Regions from separate parts of the Homo sapiens genome. Here region 2 is linked to region 1. The links are chromatin contacts, found by Hi-C or POLR2A ChIA-PET in ENCODE. All regions are on one chromosome and are shown on one strand. Each heading gives the region's core, a stretch centred on a gene start or an enhancer-like site at or near the end of the contact. The rest is flanking DNA. Distances are from core to core; before and after follow the strand shown. Region 1 holds the start of MIPOL1 (mirror-image polydactyly 1). Region 2 overlaps SLC25A21 (solute carrier family 25 member 21).

The links. Hi-C counts contacts between places; a loop is a spot of excess contacts on that map. ChIA-PET counts read pairs that join two places held with the same protein, here RNA polymerase II (POLR2A). Pooled maps may share reads with other maps.
Region 2: a map of endothelial cell of umbilical vein shows a loop between it and region 1 (3-fold over the local background). The contact joins the enhancer-like site here to the promoter of MIPOL1 in region 1. A Hi-C loop is called at or near these places in 1 of 168 maps with a recorded cell type or tissue (endothelial cell of umbilical vein) and 1 of 50 pooled maps. POLR2A ChIA-PET finds 5 or more read pairs at or near these places in 1 of 52 experiments (activated T-cell).

Annotation. Positions count from the first base shown.
Region 1 is chr14:37,194,807-37,201,367 of GRCh38, reverse strand. It overlaps MIPOL1 (mirror-image polydactyly 1), which reads right to left and starts at 3,431. Exons shown (of 13, transcript NM_001388067.1): 1 at 3,264-3,431.
Region 2 is chr14:37,046,115-37,052,675 of GRCh38, reverse strand. All of the region lies in intron 1 of SLC25A21 (solute carrier family 25 member 21), which reads left to right. Among named protein-coding and RNA genes, the nearest start is that of MIR4503, 97 kb to the right of the region's middle. Within about 2 kb of position 3,900, at least 4 of the 41 ENCODE cell types and tissues checked have a DNase peak (open chromatin) inside an H3K27ac peak, as active enhancers do; they include endothelial cell of umbilical vein, where a contact is called at or near this core.

The sequences.
Region 1 (6,561 bases), core at 2,182-4,681:
ATTTACAGGGTGAGAAGAAAGTGGGAGAAGTAAAAACAATTCAGACAAGAATCAAACTGGCCTCTAATTAGTCTTAAGGTAAAACTGGTAAACCAAATAAAGTATGTTTAGAGATCTGAAATCCAACACCAAAACACTATAACACATGCTGCTTTACAATACTGGCCAGGTGTGGTGGCTTGTGCCTGTAATCCCAGCATTTAGGGAGGCTGGGGAAGGAGGATCACTTGAGCTCAGGAGTTTAAAACCAGCCTGGGCAACATGGCAAAACCCCATCTCCACAAAAAAATATTAAAATTAGCCTGGGCATGTTGGTGTGTGCCTGTAACCCTAGCTACTTGGGAAGCCGAGGTGAGAGGATCACTTCAGCCCAGGAGGCAGAGGCTGCAGTGAACCGAGATCACCCCACTGCACTCCAGCCTGGGTGACAGAGGTACACCTTGTCTCAAAAAAAAAAAAAAAAAAAATACACACACACACACACACACACACACACACACACACACACACACACACATAGATAGATATAGTATTATGGATCTATATTTCTCTAATATAGCCCATCTCAGTTACTGATTTCACATCCAACCAATTGGCAAAAAATTGAACAAACATTTTTCAATAGAGCAGGGGTTAGTACGCTATGGCCCACAACTCAAATCCAGCCAGAGGACTGTGTTAAAAAAAAAAAAAAAAAAAAAAACTAACTGGGAAACCATTAGGTTGAGACAGCTCCAGCACTTTGGGTTCCTATGTAAACAAACCAAAACCCAACTCAATGTAAACAGTAAAACTAAACTTGAGTTTAATCAATCAGAAACCACCAAACAACTTCTAACTAGAGACATTCCACTGTTACCAATCAAATATTTTCTGTTTCCATAAACACCTTATAAAAGTTTTCCCCTCACACCCTCTTGGTGGAGTCTTGAATAACTTGTGGTCTGGTGATACCCAATTTATGAAATTGCTGAATGCTCATATAAACTCTAAAATTTCCATGTGCCTAAAGTTATCTTTTAACAACTGTTTTTGTATAACCCATGAGCTAAGAATTGTTTTTACATATTTAAAGGGTTGGGAACAAAGTAAAGAGGAAAAAAACAGAAAAGAATGTGTAACAGAGACTGTACAGCCTGTACAACCTAAAATACAGGTAGTCCGAGCTTCACACATTACTTGGTTAGCTGAAACTCTACAAAGCGAGGGCTGCCTACACTTATTGTCTGGTCCCTTACAGAAATAGAGGATATCCAAATGCCAGTAAACACATGAATATGTGTTCAATACCATCAGTCATTAGGGAAATTATGGGAAAACCCCAATGTTATGTCACTATATTCCTACTAGAATGGCTAAAATGAAAAAGACAGTGTGAAATGTTGCAAGCATTTGGAGGAACCAGAATTCTCAAGCTGCCACTGAAGTATAAATTGACACAATATGAAAAACTTTTCAGTAGTGTATACCACAAACACACATCTGCCTATCCTGTAACACAGTAATTTTCTAGTAGGCATATACGCAATAAAAATGTACATATGGCCAGGCGCGATGGTTCACACCTGTAATCCCAGCACTCTGGGATGCTGAGGCAGGTGGATCAGCTGAGGTCAGGAGTTTGAGACCAGCCTGACCAACAAGGTGAAACCCCGTCTTTACTAAAAATACAAAACTTAGCCAGGCGTGGTGGTAGGCACCTGTAGTCCCAGCTACTCGGGAGGCTGAGACAGGAGAATTGCTTGATCCCGGGAGGCGGAGGTTGCAGTAAGCCGAGATCGCGCCACTGCACTCCAGCCTTGGCGGCAGAGCGAGACTCCATCTCAAAAAAAAGAAGAAAAAAAAAAGTATACATAATTTCATCAAAATATTTCTAAAAATCTTTATAGCAGCCCTATTGGTAATAGCCAAAAACTAGAAATACTATACATACAGCATGAGAATAACAAACTGCTACATAACTTGAATAAATCTCACAAATAAAATATTGAGCAAAAATCAGAAACTAAGGACTAAATACCATATTACTCCATTTATATAAAGTAAATAATAGGTGAAATTCATTGATAATGTTGGAAGTCCAGATAATGATTACCTTTGGAACCATGAAGTGGGGCTTCCGGGATGCAATAATGCTCTTTCCTGATCTAGATACTGGATACATGGGTATTTACACTTTGTGAAAATTCACCGAGCTGTACACTTACGATTCATGCACTTTTCTGTATGTCTTTATACTTTAAATATTAACGCAATAAAAATATCTCTATAAACTCTACTCCTTTGAAGGAAAATTGTATACATCTCCCATTCATTTTGCTGATTGCCATCATTACCTCCCATCAATGACATGTCTTGATTCCTATTCCTCACATTAAAAATTAAACTGTTTTAATTAATTTTATTGGCATACGATTGCATAGAATGATTATGTAATTGTCATTTTAGATGAACTCCATACCAGATCACAAGGAAAAACTTTGAAACGCCAATAATTTGTGATAGTATATTCAAGTTATCTGGGGAAGAAAAGAACACCTCCTTGAAATGTAGTTTTGTTTGGCCCTTTGTTTTGGCTTATTTCTATCTACTACCACTGTGATTTAACCTGCATAAAATGCTCAAAGGAGCTTTTCCAAACGCGTGTGTTTGTGGAAAGTTGTTCCTTTCTACCATCCTTGTCTAATAATGCGGCTGTCTTGTTCCCTCCATCCATAGAGCTTAAAATGCTTCCCAAACGTTGCACCAGGTCCAGGGACATTGTGAATCAAAAAAGAAAAAAAAAAATTCTAACAGTATCTTTTTACAGCATGGCTTAGCGCGCTTAAAGAAGCCCCTCATTCTTCGCCCACACTTCCACGTGTGAGAAATGAAATATAAAACGACTCTCTCATGGGCACAGAGTCGATCAGAGGTTGAGCGAGGACTGGAACCTTCTGACTAACCGCGACTTAAGGGGAAAAAAACAAAAAAAATACACCCTTGAATAAATGCTCAGCTGCTCAGGTCCAGTATTAGGAAACTGGAGACAATACCAAAACCATACCCAGAAAGAGCTGTCTGCCACCTGAGGACCCCACGACACTGACCTTCGAGAGAGCCCCATCACTCCCGGCCACGCGGGGTCAGCATTCACTAAGTACAGATTCCGCGGGGCCCCTTCTCCTTCTCCAAGGAAAAGTCTGCGGCCGAAAACTCCAGGGCTGATCTGTGCCCACCACTATCATTCTCCGTCGCCCAAACCTCCCTGCCCAACCGTTTACCTGAGATGCGCCTGGCATAGACCGGGGAGTCGACACTGCGCGCTTGCCGAGTTTCTCAGGCCGAGTGCGCAGCCACCGCGTCAGCCAATCGCCACTGGCTCAGAGCCTCCTGGCTCGAGACTCACCCACAGACGATCCGGCGGAGGAGCGGGGCGGCGCGTGGGGCCTACGGGGCGGCGGCGCGCCGCAGGGGAGAGCGCAAGCGGCGAGCACCGGGCATGCGCGTGCCGCGCTGCCGGGCCGCGAGGCGGGGCCTCCAGGAGAAAGAGAGAGCTTGGGAAGAAGGCCCGGGAGGAGTTTGGAGAGAAAGTAGTCGAACTTAGTCTGCTGCGGTGGTTGCCCTAACGGGATGCTTATGGTTGTCGAATCCAAGACGACGAGCGCAGAACGCTCTTTCTCTTCTGAAAGAGCAAAACGTTGTCTGGACAAAACCTAATAGGATTAGAAGAGGGAGAACGCGGAACTAAAAACGGTGTCTTGTGGCCTCATACTTGGCCTCGTCGAGTTTTCCCAAGACCTGTCGAAATTGTGCTTTCCTTCTTTGTGTGTGGTTTGGGATGAGAGGTGGGAGGGACGTGTTTCGAAGCGGCGGTCAAGTGAAAATGGCACCAGATCGGGCTCCGGTTGAGTGAGCAAAAGTACTATCTAGATCCTGGCCAAAGAACGTTTCACACTAAAACCTTGGAGCTGGTGACTTTTTTTTTTTTTTTTTTTTTTGACTGAAGTGCTGGATGAGATTACGATATGTGAATCCTCTAAGAAAAAATGTTAAACCTTACAGAATTTAAAAATGTCCAAAGTTTTCAATTGGCCTACCTCCGTGAACTAAGAATGGTATAATTAACTGCTAGTAATTTAAATTTGGGTTTTTTGTTCCATAGTTCAGAATTGGTTTTATAAATGTCACTTTAACTCCTGTTACTCATGATTCCTTCAGACACCAAATACTTAGTGACCACATACCATGTGCCAGGTACTCTTCTGGGTGCTGAGTAATAAGCAATAATATTTTTTAATACACCCCAGAGAATAGGCATAATATGAGGTGCTGACGGGTTCCTAAATTTGTGGTTAAAGTTAATGAAAGGAACTTATCCTTTAGTAAGTGTACAAAAGAGAGTTTAAAAAACTGAAAAAGGCCGGGCGCGGTGGCTTACGCCTGTAGTCCCAACACTTTGGAAGGCTGAGGCAGTGGGATCGCTTGAGCCCAGGAGTTCGAGACCAGCCTGGACAACATGGCGAGACCTTGACTTTATTAAAAATCAAAAAAATTAGCTGGGCATGATGGTGCATACCCGTAGTCCCAGCTACTAGGGAGGATGAGGTGGGAGAATCGCTTGAGCCCCAGAGGTGGAGACTGAAATAAGCTACGATGGCTGGCGCCACTGCACCCCAGCCTGGGGGACAGAGCATGACGCTGTGAAAACTAACAAAATGGAAAAGTTGGACGTAGATTAACTTGGAACAACAGAGGTTATAATATTCACCAAATTTTCGTTATGTATGCTGTAATGAACAGTGTTCTCAAGAAGTTTGTTACAGATTCAGCTTTGAAATGCTTTTTTCTTTTTTGCTTTACTTCAGTCAGGATTTGAATCATATTTATGAACATAAAGTACCATAAAAATCTATGAGACAAAAACAAAGAGTGTACAGTTTATCAGAGCAAATACTCCAATCAGGAAGTATATAGCTTGTGCAAAGGCTTAGGGCCAAATCAAATTATGTGTAAAACAAAGGAAAAAGTTGATTTTCCTGGCTAGGAAATAATAAATAAAACAGGATAGTGACTACCACAATGAGAACATTCAAACCATGTAATGAATTAGTAGAATAAATTTAGAGAAAAATTATAATATTTTTCATTGAGTAAAGTTCATTTCCTCCTTTTTTTAAAGCCCATTATCTGGGTGCTTACAGTCTCTGGCATAAAGAGAAACCTCATATTTTCTTTCCTTTTAGTAAGCTGATTTTCTCTCTCTCTCTCTCTGTTTTATGCAGTGAGTTCAAACATTAGGACTAATTCTCCCTATTCTTTTTCCTTTTTCCCTAACATACCTGAAGTAACTCATTAATGTTCTTTCCCTAAACTTTTGATACCACAACAGGTAAGTTTTCCCCTACTCCCCTCCACCACCACCATAACCAACATATCCATTTCTTCATTTTCTATTGTTCTAACAGTTGCCTGTCTATAAGAAATGAAAGAGATAAATTAGAGCTTTTTTCTTTTCTCAAAATGATTATCAAAGATATTGTCTATGTCCTCATACCTCATACAAGCTGGACTTTTACAGAAATATGGATGAAGATGAGAAGAAGAAAATGAACCACTCTTTCGTTACAGGGAGAAAAAGAATGTCATATTATTAATATTATCAAGTCTGTTAATGTCAGATCATTAATATTCTCAAGTCTATAAATATTAGGCTTCTGCAGTGTGTCACACACTGATCAGTTCTGCAAATAAAATAATGAATAACAATTAGGCACACAAGTAGCTGAGAATACCATATGTATTAATCAGGGTTCTCCAGAGAAACAGAACAAACAGGATATGTGTGTATACACAGAGACTACATAGAGAGAGGGACAGTGATTTATTGTAAGGAAATGGCTCATGCAGTTGTGGACTTTTAGTGAGTCCAAAATCTGAGGGAAGAGGCGGGCAAGCCTCAGAAAAGAATTGTAGTTGGACATACATGGAATGTAATCTGTTGTATTCAAAGTCTGGTGATTTAAATGGTAATCTCATCAAAAAAACACCTTCACAGAAGCATCCAGGATAACGTTTCACCAAATATCTGTGCACCATGGCCCAGCCAAGTTGACAAAATTAACCATCACACTGTGTAAACTGAGAAATGGCTTTGGGAGAGGGGAGTTCAGGGGATGAGGAAGACAGAGTCAGGAAAATCTGAAGGAGATAATGCCTCCTGTAGTATGAATAAGACTTAGCAAGGTGAAGAGGTGAGGGTGGAGGTGCAGAGAAAACAGAATTCCTTATAAAGGAATCAATATGGGAGTGAGATACTGTAAGGAGCTATAAGCAATTTAATATCACAGTATAAAATTTAACATGGAAAGTGGTGGGAAATGAAGTTGGAGAGATTATGAAAGGTCTTTTTTAAAAATAGAGTTGGGGACTCACTATGTTGCTGGGGCTGGTATCAAAGTCCTGGCCTCAAGCAGTCCTCCCACTTTGGCCTCCCAAAGTGCTCGGATTACATGCATGAGTCACCATGCCAGGCAATATAAATGATCTCCTAATTAAGTACCTTGGACTTGATTCTATAGT
Region 2 (6,561 bases), core at 2,651-5,150, 150 kb after region 1:
CAGAGTAAGACTCTGTCTCGGGGGGAAAAAAAAAGTTTATGTTGATAAGTCTTTTATTAAATGTACATGGTTATTAATTATTTTGCTGATTGGTTTTCAAAATTTGAATTAAAAAATGATTGAGATGAATACTTAATTTAAAACAGCACAGAAAGAAGCATGCAAAAATAAAAACACTGTTAAAAGAACAAAGATATTTAACATTTAAAAGGGAAATTCTAAAACATTAGTTCCAAAATCTGTGTCATCAATTTCTATGCCCCTTCCCTTAAGAGTCAGTGGGGTCCAGCTGGGTGCATCCAGGAGCCTGCAGTTTTAAATACTCTTCAGCTGGTTGTGTTGCATAGCCCGGTTTGGACCTACAGGCCTAAAGTTTATACTATCGATTTTTCAATCTTCTATAACTGTCTCTTTTCAAGTTAGATGATAAAAAATACTTGCATCCCTGGATCACATTTCTTTAGTTCTTCATTTAAATGCTTTAAGAGAACTGTACTTTAATGCTGTGAATTCCGCTTTTATCCTATTAAGGGAAATTTATTATGCATATAACTTGCCTTTTTGAATGCAGCAGCAACAACTGTGTGTTTAAATAATTCAAATCATGGTTTTAACCTAAGATTGGAACATAAAGCCACAGTGTAAAGCAAACCACCTTTTCACACTGCATTTCAATTCCACAGGATGTGCTCGGGCCCTTCGGGTCCACTCTTCACTCCTCTCCAGGCTGCTTTGTGTGCCCGCCGGCTGCCGTCTGGACTGCTCAGTGAGTTCCCTTGCTCTCTGGCTTCCAGTTAAGTTCAACCAATAGGAAGGCCCTGGTGGGAGATCAGGCAGGTGGAAGGACAATGAGGTCAGAGTATTTTCCACTGGCTCTCTCCCTACCTGGTCACACAGGTTTCTTTGTGTCCCTTGGACAAAGACCACAGCAACTACCAGGTGGCCTTTTCCATATGACTGTCCTTGCAGAGCTCTGGCCCTTTCTTGCCCTTTTAGATTCAGGGGTGGGAAATGCTTTGCTCATCCCTCGGTATTGAAGTAGCCACTGTTGGTTTCCTTCAACCCTGCACCATATTTGTAAATAGTCCCTTTGTTAAACTCTTTTCCAATTGCCCAAGTTGCCTGTGCCATCTGTTTCTTACATATTCTGATTGAATAGGTAAGAATAGGTCACCATAGCCTAGGAGTTCAGTCTGGGTGAATTAATCTACCCTTAAATGAAAAACTTTTTGTAAATGATAGGCTATTTCTAGTATTGTCTTGTAGCTGTGAAATGAGTTCTTCCCTCTCCTTGCACTGAAGCCAGTACATTCATGAGTCACGTTTCCCATTTGTAGTTTCCAGAACCAGTCATGCTGTTCCAAGCCCCTAGTCTGTCACAAACAATATTCCTTCTGCCCCTTCTCCCTCAGGTATTCTTTAATGATAGATATTTTGAGATTTAGAATTCTGGAATACTTCTTCAGAAACTTACTTTTAAAAATATTTATGCGGTGCTTAGACTTATGGAGTGAGAATAAAACAGTGAACAATAGGCAAAGTCCTTTCCTCATGGAGCTTATATACAATTGGAGATCTTTGATATTAATGATGTAAACTAATACATGAACAAAGTCATTTAAGATAGCACTAAGGCCAATGGAAAAAGATAGAGTAGGGTAAATTGATTGAGAGTAACTGTGGTGTAAGATGTAGTTATTTTAGATGTATTAACCTGAAAAGTAAATATTCTGTGCTATTGTCTGAAATGAAATCAATGTACTTTGAAAACCAGGCACATAAGTAGAAAACCTGCTTTTTTTTGTTGTTGTTAGGAAAACTGAAATTATTATTCGCTTTATGCCCAGGGAGTGGGCCATTCAAACTTTTCACTAGTAGAGGCTTCAAGTTAATAATTTTGTAGAACTACCTTGGATCTGAGAAGTACTTGGTTATTATTTCAAAGTTTTGCATTGTTGAGTATTAGCAAGGAAGAGATGACTTTGGCTTGGAAGATATGGAGAATGGGCCAGATCTGTCATCTATTTTTACTCAAATGAACGCATTCTAATAAAACTCCTTGCACTTCCAAGGCTCATGACATTCACTAGAATACGTGGTACTGTTTTGCTCTATTAGAAAAAAAGTGTCCCTCTAGGCTGATGAGTTGGAAGAATCCAAGGTACCCCACCCACTTGGTAAGCAGAGAGAGAAATGGCTTTCAGCCCCCACTCAGCCTCTTGTGCATGCAAAACTGCTCAACTCTGTGTGCTGCATCCCCAGATAATTATGTTATTTATCAGGTTGAGTTACTTACTGTATACATGAGTATACATGAAAGATACCCGATTTCCTATGAGAATCAATGTTTATTTTACTATTACTTACTGTATTAGATAGAAAATGCCATGTATGGAGTACACAAACACAACACAAATATGTGTGTGTGTTTAATGTTCTTATTTATGGATATTAATTTTGAAACACTTCACTTAAGGTATAGCATTTTTGCACTCATAAATAATTTTGAACACACTTCACACTAAAGGCAAAGTACTGCAGTCCTGCCCAGTAGCAGCTTTTGGAAATAGTGATTGCCTTTATTACTTCATATGACAGCCAGTCCATGTTGCTGTTGTAGAAGTATGCAAAATTATATTAGTGTAGTCTTTTCAGGTGTTATAAAAATATCCGGCACTATATTCACAGGTACACATGTATATATTACAGTCTATAGCTGTACTGTCCAATATAGTAGCCATTAGCTATATGTGGCTATTGACCACTGGACTTGTTGCTTGTCCAAATTGAGCTGTGCTTTAAGTGTAAATACATGCCAGATTTTGAATACTTTGTGTAAAACAAGAATGTAAAATGTCTCACTAATAATTTTAATAGTTGTTGAAGTGATAATATTTTGGATACATTACATTAAATAAAATATATTTTTAAAATTAATTTCACCTATTTCTTTTTTTAGTGTGGCTACTAGAAAATTCAGAATTACAAATATGGACTTACATATGTGGGTCTCATTATATATCTATTGTACAACATCAGTCTGAAGTGTGTACCTTTTAATAATTATTTTCATAATTCTATGATATGTTATTCCTTTCCTTTTTGAAACAGGGTCTTCCTCTGTTGCCCAGGCTGGAGTGCAGTGGTGTGATCACAGCTCACTGCAGCCTCGACCCCCTGGGCTCAAGTAATCCTCCCACTTCTGCCTCCCTAATTGCTAGGACTGTAGGCACACACCACCATGCCCAGCGAATTTTTAATTTTTGTAGAGATGGGGTCTCACCATGTTGCCCAGGCTGGTCTTGAACTCCTCTGGGCTCAAGCCATCCTCCCACCTTGGCCTGCCAAAGTGCTGTGTGAGCCACCGTGCCCAGTCAGTATGTCATTCTTGATCTGTGATGGCTCTCAGTCTTTTTTGTTCATTTTATTTTATGTTTTTGGTGAAACTTACTGACGTGATTCATTCATTTACTATGTATTGAAATATTGGAATTTCAAGAAATATTGGAATTTCAAGAACATTTCAAGGACATTTCAAGGCTATGTGAGTAGTTCTTAACTCTGGCTGCTTCATAATCTTCTGTGAAGATTAAAAACAAATAAATCAAGATTACCTTACCTCCTGTAGCTTCTGATTCACAAGGTTTTGGGTGGGAGCAGGAGAAGTAGTTCAGCATTGTATTAAGAAACAGAAACAAAAGCAAACCCCCCACAGGTGAGTCAGAGTTGAGTATAACTAGTCTATGAGATTAGAACATGACACATTATTTGAAGTTAAGCCTGCTTTGGCAAAACTAAAAGTCTTTGGCAAAACTAGTCTGCTCTAGTTATTGGTCTCAGTGGCTAAATCCAAGGCTCCCTTTGAATTTCAAGTCTGCAAAAGGTTCAGTGCTCACTATACATTAGCTCCCTTGATTCTCTCAAGAACAATCAGACAGACTTGCTCACCCATGTTTTACAGGTGAGGAAGCTGACTCAGAGAGTTTAGGTATGTACTTTCTCTTTAACACCAGAGTAAAGTTTTGGACCTTTATGCAAAGATTTATAATATAGGCTCCTCCCAGCTGTCAGATGTCATAGGCTTATGACATCTCTAAGGTTATAGGCAAGTTACATTTTTGAATCTGTTGAATAATGTAGGTCAATTTAGGTGGTGCCACTTTCTCCTTAAAATGTAGAGGTACATTTTTTTTTTTTTAACTGCAAAACCAGGAAGACGTAGTAATTTGGTACTGCCTCTTCCCCTCCACCAGTCTCATAGCTTTCCTTAGGAAACAGTTGATTGAGATACATAACCCGGTTTATGATGACAGTAATTTCCTACCTATCTGTTATTAGAAAGTGGTGGTCTTGCATATGAAAAATGACATGGCCACTAGGAGGAATATGTATTTGTAGGGTCTGTCTTAATCTTGCAGAATCTAAATGTGTTACTGTTCTCCTGAATTCTCAGGAGGCGGCATTTTTTCTCAACGTTTTTCTTGGCTTCCTTTCAGATATGTTGAGGGAGGAATGGACATAGTGGTCATTTTTCAAATGAGCCTAAATGGGTACACAAACATTGTAAACAATGGAAGAGCTTCATGAATGGACCTGGAAAGGAGCGTTTGAACAATATTTTTCTGTCTAAAACATGAAAGAATCTTCATTCTTTGGATAGCTGTGATGGGTTCTGCATTAATTTTAAAATTTGCTTTTCTTCCTAAAAATATAATAAAAACATTTACATGTATAGATTCCTTTTATGAGTGGTATAAAATCCAACACCTACAGTTCTGTGCTGTTAATATGTTCTTGTTGTTTTCCCTGATAAGCCTGTTAAAGATAACTTGGAGGATGGCATGGAGTGGGTGATACATTGGAAATCACATCTACCTTGCATGAAATTCAAGAAAGGTTTTGTTTTCTGTCACAACATGTGGGTATAGATAAAACACTTTTGTTTTCTAGGGACAAAACAAGTCAAATGCACCAAGACTCATTTTGGTTTTTAATCAATGTGAACTTCTTTACTGATTCGTTTCAAAACTCTGCTGGGACTGATTTAATAGTTCTTGTTATGTTACATACTTTATGTGTTTCTGGAATGATCGTGCTGTTTGATAAAGAATTACTCAGCATTTACTTAATTACTTTTGCATTACCATCTGGGTTTGGGGAGCAGGGGCAGAACCTCCTGCTTTTGCCTCTTAGCAAAGTTCCGGAAATGGACCATGGTCTGCTGTTTGCTACATTGCCCCTTTAGGTCATGTTTTTCTTATTGCTCTCATACTTCCAACTTTGGTCTGGTTTCACAGCAGTTGATTCATATCTGTTATCCTGTGTTAGTGTACAAAATGTACATTTCAAAACATGTCTTAGACATGCTGGGCAGTGTTTTATTTGCATGTTCCGAGGATCTGGACTTGACACCCAGTCCATGTTCCCTTCAGCGTGCAGTATACCCTTTTAAATTTCACGTGAATTGCTGTCCAGATTGGTTTTGAATCAATACAACCCCACCAATGTGTGTTTCCTTAGCCCCATGTCTCTCCAAACCCTTTTACTCATTGTGACTTTCAAAAGTTGTAGGAGTCTCAGAAGGAAGACTCCGGTTAAATTGTTTCATAGTTCTGTCTGTGTGAGAGATTTCTTTGTGATCAGTGCAACTAAGTAGTTGCTTAGAGGCTTTTGAACTGTGATGTTCTAAAACAAACTATGAAAAGGACAAATGTTCCGGATGCCATTGTCCTGTTTGGTTTGTATTTAAGACAGACTCAGAGGATCTTTGGGGAGAAGGAACCAGGGGTGTTATGTGGGGTAGAAACAGTTCAACATTTGCAGCTGTCTTCCACAACCCACCACACTTTTAATTGTTTTCTTGTTTCTGCTGGGACCTAAAAATCCCCTATCCTGCACAATCTGGTGATAGAACTTCTAATTGGTGGAGGAAATAAAAAAGGGCAGAGCACAATCATGAATGTGTATACAGGGTTTAAGAAATCAATCCAACATCTGCTTCATGGAAACTTGATCAGAGAATGTCTGCAACAGGTTTCACTTTTCAAGCTGTTATCTTGTTGACACTTTGATATTAATTGCAAAGTATCAGTAACAGAAAGTTCAGGATTTAACAGTATTATCAACATGACCGTAGGGAGTGGTATTTAACAAAATTTCCAAATCAAATCAATTTTTATTCTAAATACATATATATTGAGAGATAGGCCAATTCAGTTAAAAATGCCGTTTTGAAGCTACTTAATCCTTTCCCTGCCCAGCTACCTGCTTCACATGAAGCAGTCACAGCCTTCTTTGGGGGATGGAGGAAATATAAGGCTAATATATGTCATACTCCATGATTGTGTGAGAGCAGACCTACTTAATCTGATTAGGTAGGCAATTAAGAGATCATATATGCTCTAGCCTTCCCATTCCTTCCCCTCATAGCACTAGATCTGGGAAAGCTTGAGAGCGTCGGCAAAGAGGGAGCATTGCAGCATGGTGAAGAGCAAGAACCCTTGAGGCAGATTGCCTGCCTTGGAGTTCTGGCTGTTCCCCTGCCCAGCTTTGTGACTTTGG